Regions from separate parts of the Mus musculus genome. Here region 2 is linked to region 1. A link is a loop called in an ENCODE intact Hi-C map of the cell type or tissue named here. Cell type or tissue: gastrocnemius. All regions are shown on one strand. Links, peaks and the distances in the headings refer to the core of each region. The heading gives the core; the rest is flanking DNA.

What was found. Peaks named below come from ENCODE experiments on the same cell type or tissue, not always from the same donor. Only the 100,000 strongest peaks of a DNase experiment are listed, where the experiment ranks them.
Region 2: a loop joins it to region 1, with 1.8 times the contacts of the local background. A loop is called at or near these places in 6 of 42 quality-filtered maps.

The regions. Positions count from the first base shown.
Region 1 is chr2:117,097,585-117,108,541 of GRCm38, reverse strand. No RefSeq gene overlaps it. Among named protein-coding and RNA genes, the nearest start is that of Spred1, 18 kb to the left of the region's middle. In gastrocnemius, for the core only: no CTCF peak of the experiment used is centred there; DNase peaks (open chromatin) are centred at 2,880 and 4,903; H3K27ac peaks cover 560 bases.
Region 2 is chr2:116,963,243-116,974,199 of GRCm38, reverse strand. It overlaps the pseudogene Gm25514. Among named protein-coding and RNA genes, the nearest start is that of Gm46758, 52 kb to the right of the region's middle. In gastrocnemius, for the core only: no CTCF peak of the experiment used is centred there; a DNase peak (open chromatin) is centred at 5,247; H3K4me3 peaks cover 253 bases; H3K27ac peaks cover 808 bases.

The DNA of each region.
Region 1 (10,957 bases), core at 1,252-9,251:
TCACTTGGTAAGGAGATATCACCTGGTAAGGAGAGGTGTCACCTGGTAAGGAGAGATGTCACCTGGTAGGGAGATGTCACCTGGTAAGGAGAGATGTCACCTGATAAGGAGAGGTCATCTGGTCATCTGGTAAGAGCTATAAGTGAAGGCTAGCATGGGAGCGGCCAGCTCTGCTTCACACAGTAAAGACAACAGCATGTTACCATGAAGCATTATTGTGAAACATAAATAAGAACAAGGAAGTGAAAGACATCCTTGACCTTGACTCCATCCATGTGTTCACAGAGAATGTGAACATAAAGTGCTGACTGCTGTTTATGTGGACTCAGCTTCCCAGAGGCCAGCCAGCGCCTAGAGATCTGACAAGTGTGTGGTTCTCATTTTCTCTGTGCTTTTGTACACCAGGGCCTGAGTGTGAAGCCCTACAGAAAAAAAGACTGTCAAAGCACCTCCCCCGCAGCCTGCCCTGAGGAAATAACGATAGAGACTGGAGAAAACCAGTGGGGCACCTACCACACAGTGACCTCCTAAGTGTGCACAGAGCCAGCTTATATTTGTTTCGGTTGTATTTTCTAGCAGTTGTGTGTCATATCCATCCTTTTTGGCTTAGCCCAGCAATCCCTAATCTATACCCAAACTCCCAGAGAAAGTGGCCTTTTACATGATTGAATGTGTTTTTGCTTTGATGCCCAGAATCTAGCCATCAGTACTTGTCTTTCTTATCCCTTTTGATCGTCCCAGGCCATCAGCCTGGCCTCGACTGTATCTATCTTGCACACTTTGCACTTTGGCTAATGTTTCTCTTTTCTTCTTGGTGCATGTAACATTTCTTTACTACTTGTATCTTTGTGCGATCTCTATTTTATCCTTTAAAGAGAAATGTTCTTAACTTTCCAGTATATGTTCTCAATATCAAATTAAGGATCCAGGAGGCTTTAGCTGGGCATAGTGATCGGTACTTGGAGATTGAAGCAGTAGGGGATGCCACCAGCTTTTAATCAGTCATGGTTTTACAGTGAGATGAGGTCCAACCTCGGTGCATGCACACTTGAGGCCAGACTGAGACGTCGATTTACCCCATCCTTCTCCCCGCAAAGAATAATAGAAAGAGACCAGTAAACTTATATCTTAAAATATACTGTCTTCCCTAAATATCTCGACAACGTTAGTAGATGGAAATCCTGTGTTATGAACTAGCTATCTGAAGGAAGTGCCTGTAACCTGAGGCATCATGTGTAACTCTAAACAGTAATTTAAAAAACACACACAAAATAATATCAGAGGAAGAAATGTGGTCACCTCAACTGAGCCCCATCGGACTTGAACATTTTCCTGAGCTTTCCATCCTGTAATGGTTAGGGTTAACTGTCCACTTGGTAAGACTAGACTCACTTAGGGGAGAAGCCGTTGGCACATAGTGAGGGATCATCTTGCTTAGATTAGTTGAAATGAGAAGGGCTGCCCACCATGCCCTGGGCTGGGACCCTGAACTGTACAAAACAAGAAAATGAACCGATCGCAAGTATTCACCATCTCTCTGCTTGCAAAGTACAGATGTGACGGAACCAGGAGCCTCAACCTCCGACTGCTAGGACTTGCTGGCCATGATAAGCTGGATCCTGAAACTGTGAGGGAAAAGAAACCCTTTCTCCCTTAAGTTGCTTTTGTCAGAGTCATTTCTCACAGAAACAGGAAAAAGAAACCAAGTTATACACAGCACTCCCAGGAGTCCCAGGGAGCAAAGAAAATGATACTAAATTGCTTTTTAAATTAGATCAAGTGTTCTTTATAAGCACTAGGAACTCTGTCATAAATTTCTGCAGTCAGAGGGCACCAAGTCTCCATGTCTACAAGGGACTACTGTTGGTAATTGAGAACATATGAATTCAGACCCTCTGCTGTATACCTAAATGTGCAGGCAGTAAACATGGGTTTGCGTATGCCACAATGACACCATGCCTCATGCATGCTTTATAGCAGTGTTTATTCTTTGAAACAGTCACATGGTAGTTTGTTGTTTGGGTATACAGGACATTACCTGCATCTGTTTATTGATCTGTTTCTACATCAATCTTTGCTTATTACTGTGTTCATCTTTTCCTGTCAGAAATAGCGCTTTGGTGAACACCCTGTAAACTTATCTTTAAGTATATTTATACTTAAAAGTAAAGATTTCTCTCAGGAAACTTTACATTAGTGGCATTCTTAAGTTAAAAGGAAGAATTTGTTCATTTGTTTGCTGACTTACTGTATTTTTGTGACAGGGTCTTGCCTTCTCTGTAGCCCATGGCTTTGAACTCCAGAGTCTATCTGCCTCAGCCTCCTGAATGTAAAATACTACAGCTGACTTGAGAATAAACATTTTAAAGATCCTCCCTCTAAAGTATGTCTTTTTTTAAACAATTATTTTCTCACTAGTAACAAATGACAGTACCATTTTCTTTATATTCACCCACATAAGGAAGGATAATGATATTTCTTAATTTTTATTAATTGTAACGCCCTACCCAAATACTCTATTGCTGGTTTTGTTTTTGTACTTCCCTAATTACCAGCTTTAATGTCGTTCATGTTTCTTCTTCAGAGAGCTCTATTATTTACCCTCTTCTTATGTATTTCTTTGCCTCAGTTTCCTGAGCTGTATCCTTAGCTTATAATAAACTAACCCCAGTACATTTGTTGTAATGTTGTCCCAGCACAGAGCAGTTTAGTCAGCTCCTAAAAGCTTGTACCCACTTCTTCTTTCCTGAAGCAGTAATGAACAATAATTCTCCAGAGAGATGCAGGTGGGCGTTGCTGGACTCTGAAAGTGTGCCACATAATCTATGCTGGTGGAAAGGAAGACCCTGTAATACCCAATGCTGTTGGCCGCTCGCCTCCTGCCCAGTCTCATTTGCTTCATCTCTGTTCATGTTCATCCCACCACAGAGAGAGACTCTTGGTATCGCCCTCATTTCAGTGGGAAGGAAACGAAAGCAGATGGAGGTTAAATAAGCTCGAGGAGGTTTCACAAGAAAGTCGCAAAGCTCTGCTTCAAAGTCAGGCCATCTGGCTTTGTAACCACAGAGCTAGGTCTTCATGGCCAGAGTGTAACTAAAGCAGTGTCAGAGGGGAAAGAAACCATGACAAGGGCACAGACAGAGAAAAGAGAAAAGTGAGGGCCAAGGAGGAAACCAGAAGGGAGAAGACAGTAGATGCTGAGAGGCAAGAGAAAGAGCAAGTGTCGCACCTCCCCCATGCTACAGTCCACAGAAATGCCAAGACCTGAACTCTTCCAAAGGAGGGTTTACACTTACACCTCACAGGCGCTATAGGTCTAATACAAGCTTCCTAAATAATTGGAAGTTTATACTTAAAAACATTCTGAAAGAGTCTAACTCATTCATTGGACCCACTTATCACAATAGAAAAGAAAATAGAAAACTACTTCATCCAAGTGGCACTCAGCTGGAAGCAGTTTCTTTCTGCCAGCCCCCACCACACACATACACACACACATACACACACACACACACACACACACACACACACACAGAGAGAGAGAGAGAGAGAGAGAGAGAGAGGACATTTGATGTTGTCTGGAAATATTTTTAGTTGTTCAGGGGGTGGGTGGGAGGGAATGTCACTGGCATCTAGTGAGAAGAGTCCAGAGACACTCCTAAAGACAGCCCCTCACTGCAGCAGCAAATTATCTGCCTGATGACATCAGCAGCATCAAGGATGGAACTACACCTTCTGAGAGACAGTGGTACTAGGCTCACTCTGATTGTATGGGAATTTGTCTCAAAACAAAGATTAAGGGACTCATAGAGCTTTTCTTTCTATCTATTTTCTGGGGTTTTTTTCTTTCAAATCCTTCCTGCCTGGCCTAAATTTGGACCACTCGTTTTAAAAATTAATGCAAAATAGAAGTAGTATAATAGCCTGAGCCAATGAATTTGGGTGCAGCTCCCTGCCAGCATTTCCTCTCTTTAGCCATGGAATTCTTTGGAGAGTATTTTGTGAATGATATTATTTGGATGTCTCTGTATAAAGCCATGGATTAAAATGAAACAGAGCAGATGTTAAGATAACAATAGCAAAAGGAAGAAGTTTTCTTCTATTGAAACTGTGAGAGGAATAATTATTACCCTCAAATTAGACTAGACTGTCTCTTGCCGTAACAAAACTTATTTTACAGATTTGAATATATGTCTTAACGTACCTATTAGTGATAGCCTAGAATATTCATATAGGGAATTTTAAAGAAGTATTTAGTGACTGAAATTTATGTACTATTTAAAATTTTGTTTGGTCCTACATGCAAAAGGTCATGAAACCCCATAAATATATTTAGCGAATGTGAAAACTAAGAACTCAGGTGAAGGGTTTGCCCAAGATTTCGTAAATGAGTCAAAAGCACAGTCGGGCTTGGATAAGTGCTCTTTGACTCTAGCCAAATCTAACATTATTAATACAGTATGATTTTGCCTACCCCAAGATCATTAAAAAATAAACGATATTTTCATTGATAACCTTAAAATAAATGAAGTAAATCAAGATACAAGTGGTATAAATACATTGCTCTAGTAATATATTATTTTAATTTTTAAAAAATTCTAAAGTAGAATTTTTTTAAATGAATGCAATGAAGAGCAAATAAAAATATAAGTTCTTATATTTTTTTCCTCTGTGTACCTCCTGAGACTCTTTCACCCTCTTTAGAAGATTACTGGAGTCATAGGGTCATTTGTTCTTTGCTGCATGTGTCAAATTAGGACATCTGTGTTTCTTCAGAGGCCCCATTAAATGTGTCTCCTTGACAGATCAGTGACAGATGCCAATCACAGTACAGACCTACACATAAAGACAAATGAGCCAGTAACAGGAGGCCATGGTTCTCAGCCACAGAATAGTGCAGGGTGGCAGGCAAGCCGGCCTTCTGCCTCTTCAACAGCCATCAGGATGAAAACTCAGACCCACAGCACAACATCAAAGGGTTCCCCGGACTTCATTACAAAGGCCTTTATCTCAGAGTCCCATGAAATAGGCTTCTGAATCCGCCGTTCCAGTGCTGCTTCCAGACAGTTTGTTAGGGTATGCAGTAAATGCAAAGGAAGATGCAAAGCTCTTCTGCTACCCAGTGAAGAGAATCTAGGGACATGAGCTGCGAGCATGAAGGCAAACTATAAACATCCTGTGTAGTTACTTGATATTGTTCAGCCTAACGTATTTCTAAAGTGCCTATTCTTTGTGCCTGGGCACTTTTTACGAAGACCTTTGCTTTGACCCTTTGTGAGGACAGAACCCTGTTTCAGACCTGGGACAAAGTTAACCAGTGTAGTATTCACCTCACATTGAAGTATTCAAGTGTGGCCTTCAAGCTCAAATTGAAGGAGGCAGTTGACAAATATTTTAACTCCTTTTTAAAAATTAAAAGTAAAGTTTAAAGAGAACACATGAAGCCAAATGTCAAAATGTTACATAGTAACAGGGAGGGTGCCTGCCTTCCAGCTCTCCCCGGATTGTGGAAATGGCTGCCTATTTTCTGTGTGTACTACACATTCACTTACAGATTACTACTTACACATTGTAGGACAATGCTTCCTTTAACTTCCTGGTATGTATCCTAATTTAAAGTATAGTTGTGGTCCCCATTCTAGGCGCTTTCCTTTGGGCAGACACTCTCTCTTTAAGTCAGCGTCTGTTAAATTGTTTTCTGTGGTATGGAATGCTCTTGTCCGCCTCCCCTTAAGCCTTCACAACCCTTCAAATCTTCAACACTTGGGCCTGAAAGAGATGTGTGAACGTATTGGACATAACCGTTTTTTATCTCAATTAATAGATAATTTATTTGCCAAGTGGCTGAATTAATTTTCTGACTAAGGCGTTTAATAGTAGCATAAGGATTCTGTAGTATTATGTTACATAAAGACTGGGGAGGCTGAAGAGGTAGGGAGAAAGTGGGCAGCCTTGTCTAGTCCCTGATTTTAGTGGGATTGCTTCCAGCTTCTCACCATTTACTTTGATGTTGGCTATTGGTTTGCTGTAGATTGCTTTTATCATGTTTAGGTATGGGCCTTGAATTCCTGATCTTTCCAAGACTTTTATCATGAATGGATCACAGGGCCCCCAATGGAGGAGCTAGAGAAATTACCCAAGGAGCTAAAGGGATCTGCAACCCTATAGGTGGAACAACATTATGAACTAACCAGTACCCCAGAGCTCTTGACTCTAGCTGCATATGTATCAAAAGATGGCCTAGTCGGCCATCACTGGAAAGAGAGGCCCATTGGACATGCAAACTTTATATGCCCCAGTACAGGGGAATGCCAGGGCCAAAAAATGGGAATGGGTGGGTAGGGAAGTTGGGGGGAGGGTATGGGGGACTTTTGGGATAGCATTCTAAATGTAATTGAGGAAAATACGTAATAATAAAAAATATTAAAAAAAAAAAAAGACTGGGGATGCATCAGCTCTCAGACTTAACTGGGATCATGGATCTGAAAGTCATCTGTCTTCCTATTTTATCCAATGACTATGTCCTCCTTCCCTCCTCCCCTCCTCCCCTCCTCCCCTCCTCCCCTCCTCCCCTCCTCCCCTCCTCCCCTCCTCCCCTCCTCCCCTTCTCCCTTCCTTCCCTCTTTCCCTCCTCCCCTCCTCCCCTCCTTTCCAGTTCTGTTTACCACTCATATCAAATTGCTGAGGGTGGCAACCAACAAGTTGCAGGTCTGTATAGTCTCAGCTTCAGACACCAGAAAGAGGCCAACAGAATCCTTTTCTCTCCAGTTCTGAAACTCCTTGAGAAAAACAAAGCTCTCCCATTGGCTCAGCTTATGAATGCCTCTGCCTGACCAACGTGTTGGTAAGTTGTGTGGTCTCATTGTAATTCCATGGATGCTAGAATTGGACAGGGGCAGTTCCCGTGCTGAGCCAGAGTTTCCATACTTGCCAAAGACATCACTTGGTCCATGCCCTACCTGTCCCAGTGATGGAAGAGTCTCAGGAGAGTGGGTTCCCCGAGGCCAGTGAGAAAGCCAGAACTGGATCGAAGGTGTCCTGAGGTTCAGGTACATGTGTCTTTGTTCAGTAGCCACCATAAACATTCACTGAGGACCACACCCTGGTTTCAGGTGGGCAAGGTGGCTGCAGTAAAACAAAACAAAACAAACAAAACAAACCACCAGCAGCAGAATGTCTGATCCTGCCTGTACTGCTTCTTAGATCAAACCAGTGCTCTTCTGATTCCCCTTATTCATAATCGTTCCATCGTCTACCCTCCACTCGGCCACTGCAGCAGTAGGCACTCAAGCCAGCACCTCACACATGCTTAGTCTAATGAGTCTTGTAGCCTCAGTGCTAGCCAGCTTCATACATATACACATATATATCTTTGTCATGGTCCCTAACCTTCCTTATTGGAAATGTCAGGAAGCACCCTGTTCCCTTGCCTCTCTATTGTGTCTCCACATGTCAACTGACTCCAATATCAGACTGCTCTGACAAGCAAGCCATGAAACCAACAGTAAACACCTACAGCTGAGGGTTTTTTTTTTTTAACCTATGGAAAGATGAGGACATTTACACAATGTGAGAGGCATATTGTAGGTAGAGCAGAGGAAAATGTACCTTTTAGCAGTAAGTATTATATTGCATCCAGTTGTAGGCACATTATAGGCAGCCAGGAGGAGAATACATTTTTACTTAGTAATTATTATATATCCCATCTAGTACTTTGCCTCAAAGAAAGAACATTTCTATTTAGAGACTGCAAGTTCTTAGAGAGTTGGTTATAAGGGCTAAGAGAGAAAGAGAAGAAAGTCATGTAGGCAATCAGCTTTTGGGTGACAGTCAGATGGCATAGCTTTCAGTTCCCAGCTTCTTGGTGCCTTAGCTTTTACTGTGTTCATTGAAGGTTTTCAGAAGTTGTGTAAGTAGAAATTTTATCCAGGTTTCAAAAAAAAAAACCTTTTCATAGCATTGCTCCAAGTCAAAGTGAAATATAACCCACACTTTACTCTCTGCATCAAATCCTTCATGATTTCTTTGAAAATGTGGTGGCTTTGTCTCTGAATAAATATTGTAAGGCTTTGCCCCTATCAAATAAGAATGTCTTTTTAGGTGGCTAAAACTTACCTTCCATTGACTTTACATAGGTAAACACCACACCTCAAAGTGACTTCTCTGGCCCACCTCATGGCTCTGGTATTGTAAATATGAGATAAACAGAAGCCGAAGTTCTCCACAAATGGTGCACAACAGAAATTTACAGAAAAGATAAGAAGATGTCTTACAAAAAAAAAAAAAAGAAAGAAAGAAAGAAAAAGAAAAGAAAGAAAGAAAGAAAGAAAGAAAGAAAGAAAGAAAGAAAGAAAGAAAAGAAAAGTAACTAAAAGTTACTTTTCAGTTTCTATGAAAAAGCACCAAAGCAACTTATAAAAGAAAGTGTTTAATCCGGGCTCATTGCTGAAGCGGGTTAGTCCGTGGCTGTTATGGTAGGAAGCATGGCAGCAGGCAGACCGGAATGGTGCGGAGCAGTGGTCCGTAAGGTAGATGACTGGGAATAGTATGGAAAGCCAATCTTAATGACGTACATCCTCCAACAAGGCAACACATCCCAATTCTTTCCAAACAGTCCATTAACTGAGGACCAAGTATTCACACCTATGCGCCTATGGGGCCATTCTTATTCAAACCACTACAGAAGAAAAGCTATCTTTTCCCTTATTGGATAACTCCTCTGTACCTGACTACTACATTTTCTTGGCTTTCATTAACTTCTTCATAGCCTGGCCATTTATTTAGGTCACTACAATTTTTTCTCATATCAGAGCACTTTTCAATCTGCTATCAGATTTTATTTGAAAAAAAAAAATCTTGAGCCCAGTAATTCCACACTACTGCTTTCCCTTGACTGCAGCTATATTCCTTGGTGGGTCCTGGACGAGGCAGCATGTGAAGTGTGCCAGTTCCCAGAGACAGCCAACCGTCTCTGCGGCTCAGCCTGGGTAGACATTCCTGGAAGCAACCACTCGGGAGTGCTACTTTTAGAAACAATAGCAGCTAAGATCCAAAGCGGGAGCCAGGACACGGGGCCTTATCTTTTCTAAGTCTCTCGAAGAAGCAGCTGTTTGAGGGCGCTTACCGAGTGGAAAGCTGAATGCTAGTCACCATGCAATATAACCATCAGTGTTTTTCCGTCATAAAAAGTGTGGAATGTCCATAGAGCTAATCTTTTGCTGTAGCCGGTTGGAAATAAGCATCAAAACCCTTACAACACACAGATTTTTATCTCAGTAAATCTTAACAATTTGTCCTGACCGTATAAACTTAGCTAGCACATAGGAAACACTCAATGAATGCTGATTATGAAGGTGATTATGAGTTATGAAGGTGGACTGTGTATCATGATTTATAATAGTGAAAACATACATTAAATGCCCCAGAAAGGTATATATATCTATAAATATCAGTTCTATAATACACTGGTAGGGAGTGATTAAACAATGTGCCAACAGTTGTCGGGTTTGGAGGTGCATCAGCATAAACCAAAGAACCTGTTGAGGGTAAAATAATCAGGTCCCACCCAAGATATTGTAACTATTGCTAGAAAGATCCATAATAGAAACGACTAGCGCTCATATGAACTCAGTAAGGGAAACATTAATTTTGCTTATAGTGTGATCCTTTAAAGTCAAATACGTGCCAGTATCTTTGTAACTTACCATTGCAGAGCTGGTCTACATGTGTAACTTAGTAATGTGATGCTCGCTTAGGCAGTGAAGACTGTGGCTCTGATCCTACATGCCACAGAAAAGAACAAGAAGGACGAAAGGGAAGGAGGCAACTGGCACCCATCAGTAGTTTCTTGTTTAATCAACTTTTATGTTCCTAACAGTCTTGTTTTAAAAGGCCGTTGTGGATCCTTCAGGTCACTGTAGCCAGGCTTGATTACTATCTATATGTTATTCAATGAGGTAGTTCCCCCACACCGATGGTATCATTATAAAAAGTCTCCTTCATCTTCTAATCATGTCATCCCCTCTCTTCTCCTCTGGGATTGTTCTTGCTACTTCTTATCCATCTCCTTATAGAATTTGCTTTAATATACAAGTGGTATTTCTTCCAAAGAAAGGGTCTGTTTGGAAAAGGTTTCACTTTGAGGGCTGTTTGCACAGTGAGTGCATTGAAGGCAGCAGACAGACTGCAGGTGAGCATTGCAAAAGCACTTCCCGTCCAGTCCATCTCTGGAGGTTGTTCCTGCTGTTCCAGCCCTCACTGTTTATCTGCAGGTCTGCGATTCAGAAGTGACTGAGAGCCCTGGTTCCTTTCCAGATGACACACCTACCTCAGAGAGCACCATGACCATCTGGGTGCATTAACATGGGGGATTCGAAGAGATTCACCTTTTTCTTTTGTGTTCCCAGTATTTACCACTGTTGCCTGAGGTCACAGATGGGGCCAATATAGCCTGACTCAGTGGGAGAGTTCATATACTGCATCTTAGGAAGTGTGCTGAAATCCTAGTTTCTTATCCTTCTTCAGGGAACAGCTTCTCCAACAACTGAAACAGACAAGAATGTAATGTTTGTTTGTGCCAAGCAGGGGTGGCTCTATCATTTTCCCTTAGTACTGAGTGATTTGCTTCTCTGTAAAGTAGTAGTCACCCTGCTTGGTTAATTGACTTTTCTGTTTTGTATGTAGGTATATGTACATGTGTGTCTAGGCACGTGAAACCCAAGGTTGATGTCTAGAACCATCCTCCATTGCTCTTCCAACTGATTCATGGAGGCAGAGTCTCAGTCAAACCCAGAGCTCACTGATAGCGTTAGTCTGGCTAGCCAGTTGTCTCTGTCTTCTGAAGCTGGAATTATAGATTCTCACACCTACCTGGTATTTCCATGGGTTCTACTTGCAGGTGGACATATATGTAGAGGGCAGAGGTTGTTGTCAGCTGTCTTCCTCAAGTCTCTGCCCC
Region 2 (10,957 bases), core at 1,916-9,915, 140 kb after region 1:
TGGTCAGTCAGAGTCATGGTTGTGCGTGGTAAGCATCATTGCGGCTCATGTGCTACTCCAGTGTCTCCATGGTGATTGTTACCTGGGGCTTGGCTTATACTTCTATTAGGATATTTTTTCTTTGGGGCTTGGAATATATGATTTTTTTTTTTTCTGCACACACCACACACACACACACACCATCAGTCAGGAAGCAAATGAACACAAGATGGAAGAGGAGAATGCCCTACCTGAAGCATAATCCCAGCACATCTCTCTCTCTCTCTCTCCTCTCTTCTTACACACACAGATCAAGCAATGGGTAGTCCACTTCAAGAATGGTGCCCCAGTGTTTCCTTATTTACTAGGGCATAGTCTGACCACCAGCAGGTTGCTGTACACAATAACTTCCTTTCTTATCCTGGGGTTTCATCTGACGGCCATTCTGGTCTCCATTTTGCTTTTGTATAGACAGCCTCTCTGACAGCTGAGATCCTCTCAGCTTCATTCATTCTCTTTAGCCTTGTAGACACGACTGGCCAGCACAGCAAAAAGCCCCACAGACGAGGTACCTGGGCTAGAGCACAGGCCACACACTAGCAGTGCCCCTCACACAGAGACCTGGTGAGTGCTCTAGAAATCAAGTAATCCTGTTCCTTTCTGCCTTTCAGCTTGGTCATGAGCAGGCAGTGGTCTTAGCAAATATTAACAATCCAAATGTCAAATGCTGTGTGGTGGTACACACCAACAATCTTAGCACTTGGGAAAGTGGGTTGAGAGTTCAAGGGTTATTCTTAGCTACGCAATGAGTTTGAGGCCAGCCCAGGGACACTCAGAAACTCTGTCTCAATTACTCTAAAAGGGTTAAATAACAAACATAAATATGACCACTAATCAGAATTAAGATTGTTTCTTCCGTCTCTGTCCCTGAAAATCCTTCAGGCATCTGGGGTTCTAAAGCCAGGGCAGCCTCAAGTGAAGTGAGCAGACTGAATAGAGAGACAAACACAAAGTGCCCTTTTCAATCTGATAAGCTCACAGAAGTTCTGTCACACATTGCCATTTTTTTTTTCCAGGAATGAATTATTGGGTTTTTTTTTTTTTTTGAGCCTTGTAATTTGTCCATTAAGTAGAAAAATGCCCAGAAGACCTCGCTTTTATTTACCAGCTGACCCGCGACCTTAATGAGGCTTCGCTAAAGGGTAGGATGGAGAGTTTTATTTGTCTTTGTCTTGTGTTTGGGGTTAAAAAAAAGAAGAAGAAGAAAGAAAGAAAAAGAAAAAGAAAAAAAGGAGAAGCTGCCTCATTCAACAGTCTTTTGGTCCCTAAAATAAACCCCACTCCCCCTAGCAGTGCTATTTACTCAATCTCCGGGCTACTAAGTGTAGGGGTGGTCCTTGTTGACTTAAATGAGTCCCTGCAGCTAGGTGGGGCTCTCTGGAGTCCTTAGTCATGTGAGGTTGCCAGGGTAACTTAACGTCTCCAGCGCTGGAATGCTTTAAGACGTACAAAGAGGAGACTACAGAGCGCATTACAACTTACAGTCATGTGTTCAATAACATGTCATCTTTTCGTAATGGGGCTTTTATTTTTACTTTATTTTGTGGGATTGAAAGATCAGAAGCCGGAAATTAGCTGGAAAGGATAAAGAAAAGGAGAATTTAAAGGGCCGGGCTGGGGGCAGGGTGTATTTCTGTTCCTTATGTGGGTAATGGCTGAGCAAGAAGAACATCTGGCCTGAACGAAGCAGGGCTCACTGCAGTGCTGCTTTTAATTACCCGGTCATTTGGTCTCTTGCTAGATTAGTGACTGTGGAAGCGACTCAGATCTCCAAACTGACAGGCCGGGAGAGCTCTAACTTAGCCTGCCACATAGTCAGAGGGGAAATGCGGAGCTTCCGGTTTCATATTTAAACCAGAATTGACTCATAATTGTAGCTGTCAGGAGGGTGATGGAGACATTATGTAATCTGGTTCTTCTGGTGATATGTGTTTAAGGTTTCTGCTCTGTAAATTCCAGGGGAAATTTTGTGCCCATTGAGGGAGATCTTGCTGACTGCTCTGTGGTGTGGCCAGGCAGGGTAAGGATAGTGCTATCAAAGGTTCCTGAGTCTGCCTGAGTCCAAACATGAATGAGTCTTCCTTCTAAATGGTCTTCCTGGTTTTCTGGAGACAGTTAAATGTGGATGAGGTTAGGCAAAATCTGGCAAACTTTGAACACTCTGGTTTAGTGGGAAATTTAATAATGGCAAAACATTCAAGTCTGTAACTCCTCCCCACCCCCACCCACCCCCCTTTTTTTTTCTGGACCACATAGCTGCCTTTACAGCTTCCTGTCATTTGTAGCTTCAGAAATCTGGAAGTGGCCACCAGATGCTTCTGGAAACAAAGCTCTGGGGCTGTGGAGCATTTGTTCCGTTTTCATTCCATTTGCTACTTGCTTCTCAGGGCCTCTGGGGCCTTTGGGGATGAATGCACATTGATTGGAGGGAGCTAGGGGAGGCTTGAGATGGGTCCAGCATTTGCTGCCACCAAAAAACCCAAACAATAAGAATAGAAAAGAAAAAGTCAGAGGAGCCTGTTTAATGTGCTGCCAACATTTTTGCTAGGGGGAGACTTTTTCCCATTTGTTCTCTGTGCCCATATAGTATAAAGTCCGTGGATGTGATAAGAATTCATTGACAGAGAGCCATGCTCACACTGCAGAAGTAATAACAAAGATTAAATCAAAATGTAAAAGACAAGTGGTGTCAGCTATCTTGTTTCTGGAGAAAAAAAAAAAGAGAGAGGTCAGGGATGAAGAGGACCAAGCTGCTGACTTCCTCCTTAACTCTGTATATCTTTCTTCCTTCTCCTGGAGTATTCCCTATTCCACTAACACTTAGGGGTTCTCTGGCTTTTTATATCCATCAAAGATGATATTTGGTATGTTTAAAGTTAACATCATAACTCATCACCACCAGCAGCACCATATTGCTATCATCATCACTGTCATCACCGTCTCCATCATGAGCACCGTCATCACCATCACTGTAGCCACCACCACCATTACCACCAACATCACCATCACTATAACCATCACGATCATCCCCACCATCATCACCATCATTGTCATCATCACCACCATCACTATCACCAACACTGTAACCATCATCAGCACCATAACCATCATCACCATCACTATAACCATCATCAGTAACATCGCTATCATCATTGTCACTATCATCACCATCACCGTTAGTAACATTATCAGCACCTTTATTGTAACAGACTGGAGCCAAGTAGGCTCGGTCACAATTTTTGTGTCTTCCGGGGAAACAAAAGAAGAGCAATCAGGATATTTTCTCTTGAGCTTCAGAATGGAGTGTCCAACTTTGTAAGGTGGCAAGGCCAGTGCTTGACTGTCCTACCACCAATTTGGAATTTTTACTTAAGGTCATCCCATGGAAGATACGACTTGTGTTATATGATAAACTTCATTTGTCTTTCAACTTAATTACCCAGCTCTAAATATCCAATTGATCAGGGAAAGTATTTTAATAAAAATATGATATGCTTAAGACATTTATATATTTTTAATTTATACTATAGAAATATATACTTCCAAAAATAATTTAAGCCTTTCCCTGTTTCTTCACAACCTCAGGCTGAGACATCTTTAGTAGGAAACAGTGCACACGTGACAACTTGATTTCTTCTCTCCCGTGAGGCTGAATTTTTATATGAATATTATACAGTCACTGTAGCTGGTAAATGATAAGGTGACTGATGGATGATGCGTGGATGGGTAATTTCATGAGCTGTCTAGCCTGAGTTTATTCATTCTCTTAGTCATCGAAATGAAGAGATTTGATATAATTCCTATTGAGATACTTCAGGGACAACTATCCTTATAATGGATTTTTTTTTCTGTCAGAAAGTTAGGTGCTGCTCTGTCTGTCCTTATTCTGCTTATATTAGAAACTGCGGATGGACTAGGGAGTCCTCCTTCAATCAAAATCTATAGAAAACAACAGTTGATGGCACCATGACGTCATCCTGGGGACATGCATACATGAAGCTAAGCATTGGACCTGGTTGCCAACACAACATTTGTCCTTGCAGTCTCTCCCATTGCTTCTATCCCACTCCAGTTTTCATCTTCTTCAAGGAGAGGATTATCCAGGGGACCAATGACGAGAACTAATATTAAACTTTGATTTAAAAAGACTAATAAATCTTTATCTCACATGTTATCTGATACTTAGGGTCAAAAATAAATATACATTAGTGGAAGCTTGCTTCCCTTCAACCTTTACAAACTAGTTTACCAGCATATCTCAAGTTGCCCACAAACTATTTTCAGTTTTTTTTTTTTTTTTTTGGGCCTACAAACAAAGTTCAATTTCTCATGAAGATGTTGAAGATTTATCACAATCTGGTTCCAAATTATCCTTCTAGGACCCCAAGCCTGGTACCCTGTGGCCCCATGAAGGCAGAGCACCCTTGAGAACATCCCCACCCAGTGGCATGGGGCCTGGGCAGGTAGATCATGCCCAAGACAACCCCTGCTTGATGCTACATGCAGGGCAGTATATAGCACTCCTAAGATGACCTAGATACCCAGAGGCTCCAGGGGCTACTAAAGTGAGCAGGAAAGTGGTGGAGAGATGGAAGAGAAAGAGAATGTATGCCCAAGGAAAAGAGGCAAAACTGGAGACTCATTGGGAGTGAGGAATAGCCTGATGTGAGTAAGCTGGCAATGCGCTTAAGCCATGGTGAGGTTCTGGCCCATGCTGTCACCGAGTGCCATGTCTGGGTCTGTGACCCTACAGCAGCAGAGGTCTGTTACCACCAAAGGCCAGGAGTATGTTCCTGGTCTGGGCTCCCATCCGGACTGCCACCCTGTCTGAGGGCCGTGTAGTGCTGATCCCATTCCTTGCCTGGTTATCATGAAACAGCTGGTCTCAAAGGCAGGAGAGCTGCCCCTGCCCCTCACCGGATGCAGTACGCAGAAGAGTGGGGCTGTACCTAGCCCATGAAGCACAGTAGAGCTGGTCTTGGTTGCAGGTGTTGTGGGCATGTCTGTCTCAAAGTGTGAACTTGGAAGAGCTGACCCTGTCACTGTCTGTTGAACGAGTGGTGGCCTGGATTGGGGAGAGATGGCCTCCCCACCCTTGCTGCACACCACCTGAAGCAGGCAGGAGAGTTGCCCCTGGAGTCATGAGAGTTGGAGAGCTGGCCCTGCCCCTCACTGGCTGCAGCATTCAGGAAAGCAGGCCCTGCACCTTAAGTGGGCAGCACAGTGGAGCTGGCCCTGGTGGTGTGGTGTGATGCCTGAGAGCAGGAGGCTGGCTCTGCCTCTTGCCAGCTGTAGCATTGGAGGAACCAGCTGGTGCAGTGCTGTAGAGCTTGCCCTGGTGATGTGGGTGCAGGAGAGCTGGAAGGCTGACCAGCTCAATCACTCCCAGGTCCAGAGCCAGGGCTTTGGCCCATCCCAACATCTACCCCATCTATGAATGGCTGTAAGTGTGTAAAGAGGCCCATTCTATAGATCCAAAACTACATGATCTCCATGATCCAGGGCAGTAACAGAATATTGGAGAGGAGTCCTGATATGGATCCAGCATTGATAGAGTAACAGAAATCAGAGGCCTTGAAACAGATCAATGACTCATTGCCATGAATATTAGCAAATAAAGACATGTGAACTGAGCCGGTCGTGGTGGCACACGCCTTTAATCCCAGCACTTGGGAGGCAGAGGCAGGCGGATTTCTGAGTTCGAGGCCAGCCTGGTCTACAAAGTAGAAAAAAGTTTGTCGAAAAACAAAACAAACAAACAAACACAAAAAGAAGTGTGAACTGAAGGGTGAACTGGATGATATACTGTGACATACTGCAGCTTCCACAGGGAGATTTTTTTTTTCCTTTTGGGTGGAGAGGTTGTAAGAGCAGAGGGTGGGTATAAAAGGATGGGAAGGTGACAAGGATTGGGGTGCACGGTGTGAAATTCACAAAAATATCATTAAAGGGTTGGAGAGATGGCTCAGTGGTTAAGAGCACTGGAGATAATGGTATCTCCAGTGGATCACAAAGGTGGTTTTCCCAGGGCGAGGCTCACTCATTGCACTTTGGGGTGTGCTGACCCCTGCAATTTCCTCAAATGCGGGAAACTCGACTGCATAATTTGTGGTAGTAAAAAAGAAAAAGAAAAAAAAAAAAAAAGAGCACTGACTGCTCTACCAGAGGTCTTGAGTTCAATTCCCCGGCAACCACATGGTGGCTCACAACCATCTGTAATGGGATCTGATGCCCTCTTCTGATGTGCAACAGTGTACTCATATATATAAGATAAATCAAAGGAACAAGCACATCCAAGACTCGTCCATTAAAAAAAAAATCAATAAAAAATTAAATAAGAAAAAAGTATCCCTGTAATGTGATTTCCTATTGCTCACAACCTACTTATTTTAATTGTATTTTCTTGATTTTACAAATTGTGTGCTACACATCAATTGCTTTAAATGGCTCTATGCTTGCATATTTTCTTTCTTTCTCTCTTTCTTTTTCTTTTCTTTTTTTTTTTTTTTTTTTTTTTTTAGGCAGGGTTTCTCTGTGTAGCCCTGGCTGTCCTGGAACTCACTCTGTAGACCAGGTTGGCCTCGAACTCAGAAATCTGCCTGCCTCTACCTCCTGAGTGCTGGGATTAAAGGCGTGAGCCACCACGCCCAGCGGCATATTTTCTTTCTTAAGATACTTCATGTTCTACTTACTTGCTGTTTTTGTTGTTGTTGTTTTGTTTTTTGGTTTTTGGTTTTTGTTTTTGTTTTTGAGACAGGGTTTCTCTGTGTAGCCCTGGCTGTCTTACTTGCTGTTTTAATTAAGTAACAGACACGAACAACTTAAGAGGAGGTTTGTGGATGACTATTCTTCCATTTCCATAGTATTAAAAGGACAACCTGCTCAGGGTTGCAGAGAGTTCAGTCTATGATTGTACTTTGGCAAAAGTCAAGGCAGTGAGAATTTGTGAGCTTTCTTGCCTCATTGAAACATGTGGCGATCAGAAGATAACCCATGAGAATCAGTTCTCTGCTCCCACCATGTGGATCCTGAGGATCAAACTCAGGCTGGCAGGCTTGGCAGCTAGAGCCTTTCTCTACTGAGGCCTCTTATCAGCCCTAGTAACAGGTACTCAGAGTAGTTAAGTTTCTCTTAAAGGATGGAAAAGTGGTCCTGATGACAGTTGACACCTTTAATAGATTGCACAGTTGTTTCTTCCTAAAATTGCATAACCTAGGGCTTACTTCCCATTCGTGGAACCCTAAAAGAACCCATGAAGAGGGTGCTAGCCATATGGGGGCAATAAGGGCTGTTTGATTCTCACTGTTGCTGGCATAGGGATGAAGGTAAAGGCGAATCAATTTATTTTCTGGGTTCGATGTGGCCTGCACATTGCAGTCACAAGTTGTTGCCAGCTGCTCTTAGAACCTCAGCACCTTTCCTTTCTGACTGGTTTGTCTACCTTGATTCAGCTATGGAGGAATGGACCATACTGAGCAATGGGCTTCACCATGGTGTGAGCTTTAGGCTCCACTATGAACCTACCCCTTATCCTGTCCAAACACACAGTTCTTTCTCTCTCTTTCTCTCCATCCCCCGCCCCCCCCCCCAACTCCTCCTTCCCTTTCTCTGTCTTCCCCACCTTCCACCTTGTCTATTCTCTGGGAATTCTCCCAAGTCCACCCTGGAATTTCTCCAAATTTCTATGGAACTTACATTTCCATGGTCACTCATGACTCATTACATTCTTCCCCAAATGTGCACAAAAGGAATCACAAACCCCTTAGGAGTATAATTGTCTGCTCAAGGTTTTGGAGACATGAACAGACAGGCATTCATGTTGTAACTAAACAAAGAGTTTCAAATTTAATTTCATAGATCTCTCTTTTCAAGATGTTTCTCCACTGGCTCTCCCTTAGAGAACATCCACAGGTCACTCAGCCGTATAATCCCCATTTATAGCAACCCCTTCCACATTTTCTCTCCATGTTCCTTATGTCTCGGTGCCAATGTGCTCTTCACTGCTGTGGTCTCCCTCTACTTCCCTCTTCTTTCTTCTTCTCCCTCCTTCTCCCTCTCCTTCTTGTCGTCCTTCCCTCAACCCACTTCCTCCTTTTGAGATAGGGTCTCAGGAAGCCCAAGCTAGTCCTGTGGAGTTGAGGATGACCTGGAATTTCTTAGGGTCTTACCTTCATCTCCTGGTTGATGCATATCTGGGGATTTGTAGGTTAGCACTCTACCAACTGAGCTACAACTCTAGCCCTAGTATAGAGGATCTTAATTATCCCCTTTCTCTTTTATACCAAGACTATTGTAGCTACCTACTCATGCCTTCAAGGTCATACCATCTTGTCTCAGTGGATAGTTCCCCAATGAGGATGCTGCTGTACCTGTTAAGAAAGTAGCAACAGTGCTGAGTAGCTATGGCAACTGAGTAGGGGCTACGCATTTGTTCCTTCCATGAGAAGCTCTTTATGTGGGTCTCATCTAGCCCTTCCCACAAGCCAGCGGGGCAGTCCAGCATTGTTAGTCTCATTTCAAAGAGTTGAAGTCAAAGAGCAGAAAGGATTTTTTTTTTTTAAGAAAAATTTGAAAACTTAGTACCTATGGGGTTCTTAGATACCAGGCAATATTTTGTTTTGTTTTTGCATTGACTCATTGACCCTCTACCAATTAGTCATTCTCCTTTCAAAGATAGTAACATTTCAAAACAAAAAGCATAGGTCATTTACTCAAATTCACACAATGATTAATGAGTGGGACTCCTAAAGGTATTGACTTCAAAAAAAAAAAAAAACCCAACACAACTTTAAAAAAATGTTTATTCTGAGTCAACTATGAGTGAACAGGAATTTGAGTTATTCTAAAGGATATGTTGTATTATGGAAAAGTTTACATGTATGTCTATAGTCTCAGGAAAGGGAGTAATGAGTTGATATGTTTATAAACTAAACAAGTAGAGTTACTAGGCAGGTGGGCCGTAGCAAGGCCGGGAAATCTGTAGAATTGGGGGTTGTCTTTCTTCTTTAGGGTTGAGGAGGTTGCGTGAATGCAGCTCAGACCTGCATCCAAAGAGTGGCATCTGAAAGTGGAGAGGATGTTATGTCAGACACAGAGGCTCATGATACATGGCAATGAAAGAGGACCCAGGAGCGTCCCAGACATCCTGGGCTCTCAACCCGTAACACCCCACTTTTCTGTAGTAACTATCCTCCTCTCAGCTGATGTCGAGCAGGCTGCAGAACCTCTAAGGCAGGCATTGCTTCTTCAGGGATCATATCAGTTCACTGTGAAACCGGGTGGTGTGATTTGGTGCTCTCCTCCAAGTCTTCCGATCTGCATCCGTAACTCCTTTCCTAGAGCATCTTTCAACCCGTTATCACATTATAGATGCTTCACCCTCATCTCACTTTTTCTTCCCTGCATTGAATACTATCTGTTTCCCTCGTCTTTTCTCGGTTGTGGGAACAGTCGTGGAGGTCGCTCTGCCACCGAGCAACATAATGCTTATCCCCTCCCACCTTGTTTACCTCCCCAAGCTTTGGGACAGGTCTCAGTAAGTTGTTCGTGTGGACCTTGAATTGTGGTCCTCTTATCTTTAGCTTCCCAAGTAATAGGAATAGAGGCATGCTTACTGGACCCAGCTGTGTAGCGTGGTATAGATTGAATTACTTTTACAAAATGGAGTGTCAGTTCCTAGGGGAAGATATATTTCTGTCTGTTTTGCTCACTACTGAATTCCCAGGGGCTGATCTATGTCATGAAGTAAGTTCTCCACAAGTAGTTCTTGAGAAAGAATGTGTGGGGTTGCCGACAGGGAGGACGGCGCGTTCTAACCATGTCCCAGAAGTTACTTCGTTCGGTAACACTCCAGAATCTGTCCTTTCTTCTCCATTTCCACTTTCCTTCCCTTACTCCTTGAAGCAAAAGAGAAGCTGATTTTAGGTTTTAGTTACCTAGTCATGGGAGACCCACATTTGCTGTGACGTTCCAAGCAGAGAAGAGAAAAGGAGGTATATTCTCAGACAGTGAAGTCTGCAGAGAGCATTGCTTGCCGTCCTGTTCTCAGAGAGGAGGCTGCTCGTCAGGCAACACGAGGCCGTTGTAGGTGTTTAATTCTGGCAACCCTTCAGGAAATAGCCCTTTGAATAATGTGGAAGGGCTCTAAATAGGATCAAACACAGGTCCAGGGATCGAGCTCGTTATTTTCCTAGGTTCCAAGGACACAATACTTGACAAAGCAATTTATGGAAGAGTTTATTCAGACTCCAGCTTGAGGAGGACTCCGTCCCGGCAGGGAGGCATGATGGTGGAAGCGTGCACTGCTAATCACACTGCACCTACAAGTGCAAAACAGAGAGAGGGACGCTGCTGCCGAGCCAGCCTTCCTCTTTTCTAGTGCAAACCCCTAGCCCATGAAATGCTGCTACCCACTTTCATGGTATGCCTTCCCTCCTCAGTTAAGACTTTCTGGAAACCATAGACACACTTGGAGGTGTGTTTCCATGGTGATTCTAAATAAAGTCAGGCTGACAATGAAGATGTACCATCGAGGGAAACCTCCTCTCCAGGTCCTCCTTTCCCATGGGTAAGTTTAATCGTCTTCGTCTTGGTATCTGTGCCTTCCTTTTGAGGTTACTCCCCAATCCTAAAGAATAGTCCTTGATTTGCAAAATCACCCTTTACATTTCGAAGATGCAAAAACTGTGATCTTGAGAGCTTGTCTAGAGGGTTTAGTAGTCAAGGGTGGCTTCTTCTATACACCTGGCTGGAGGATGGTCTTCCTTTGTAGGGGCAGGAAGGCATCAGTGATCAGTGATCTTGGAGGGTTACACACATAGTGGTGATGGAGAAAGAGGAAGTTGGCCTACTCGGCCAGGTTAGCCCAATCAACCCTTGCAAACAGTGGGGTGACTAATGCCATAGTCCAAACAGCCTC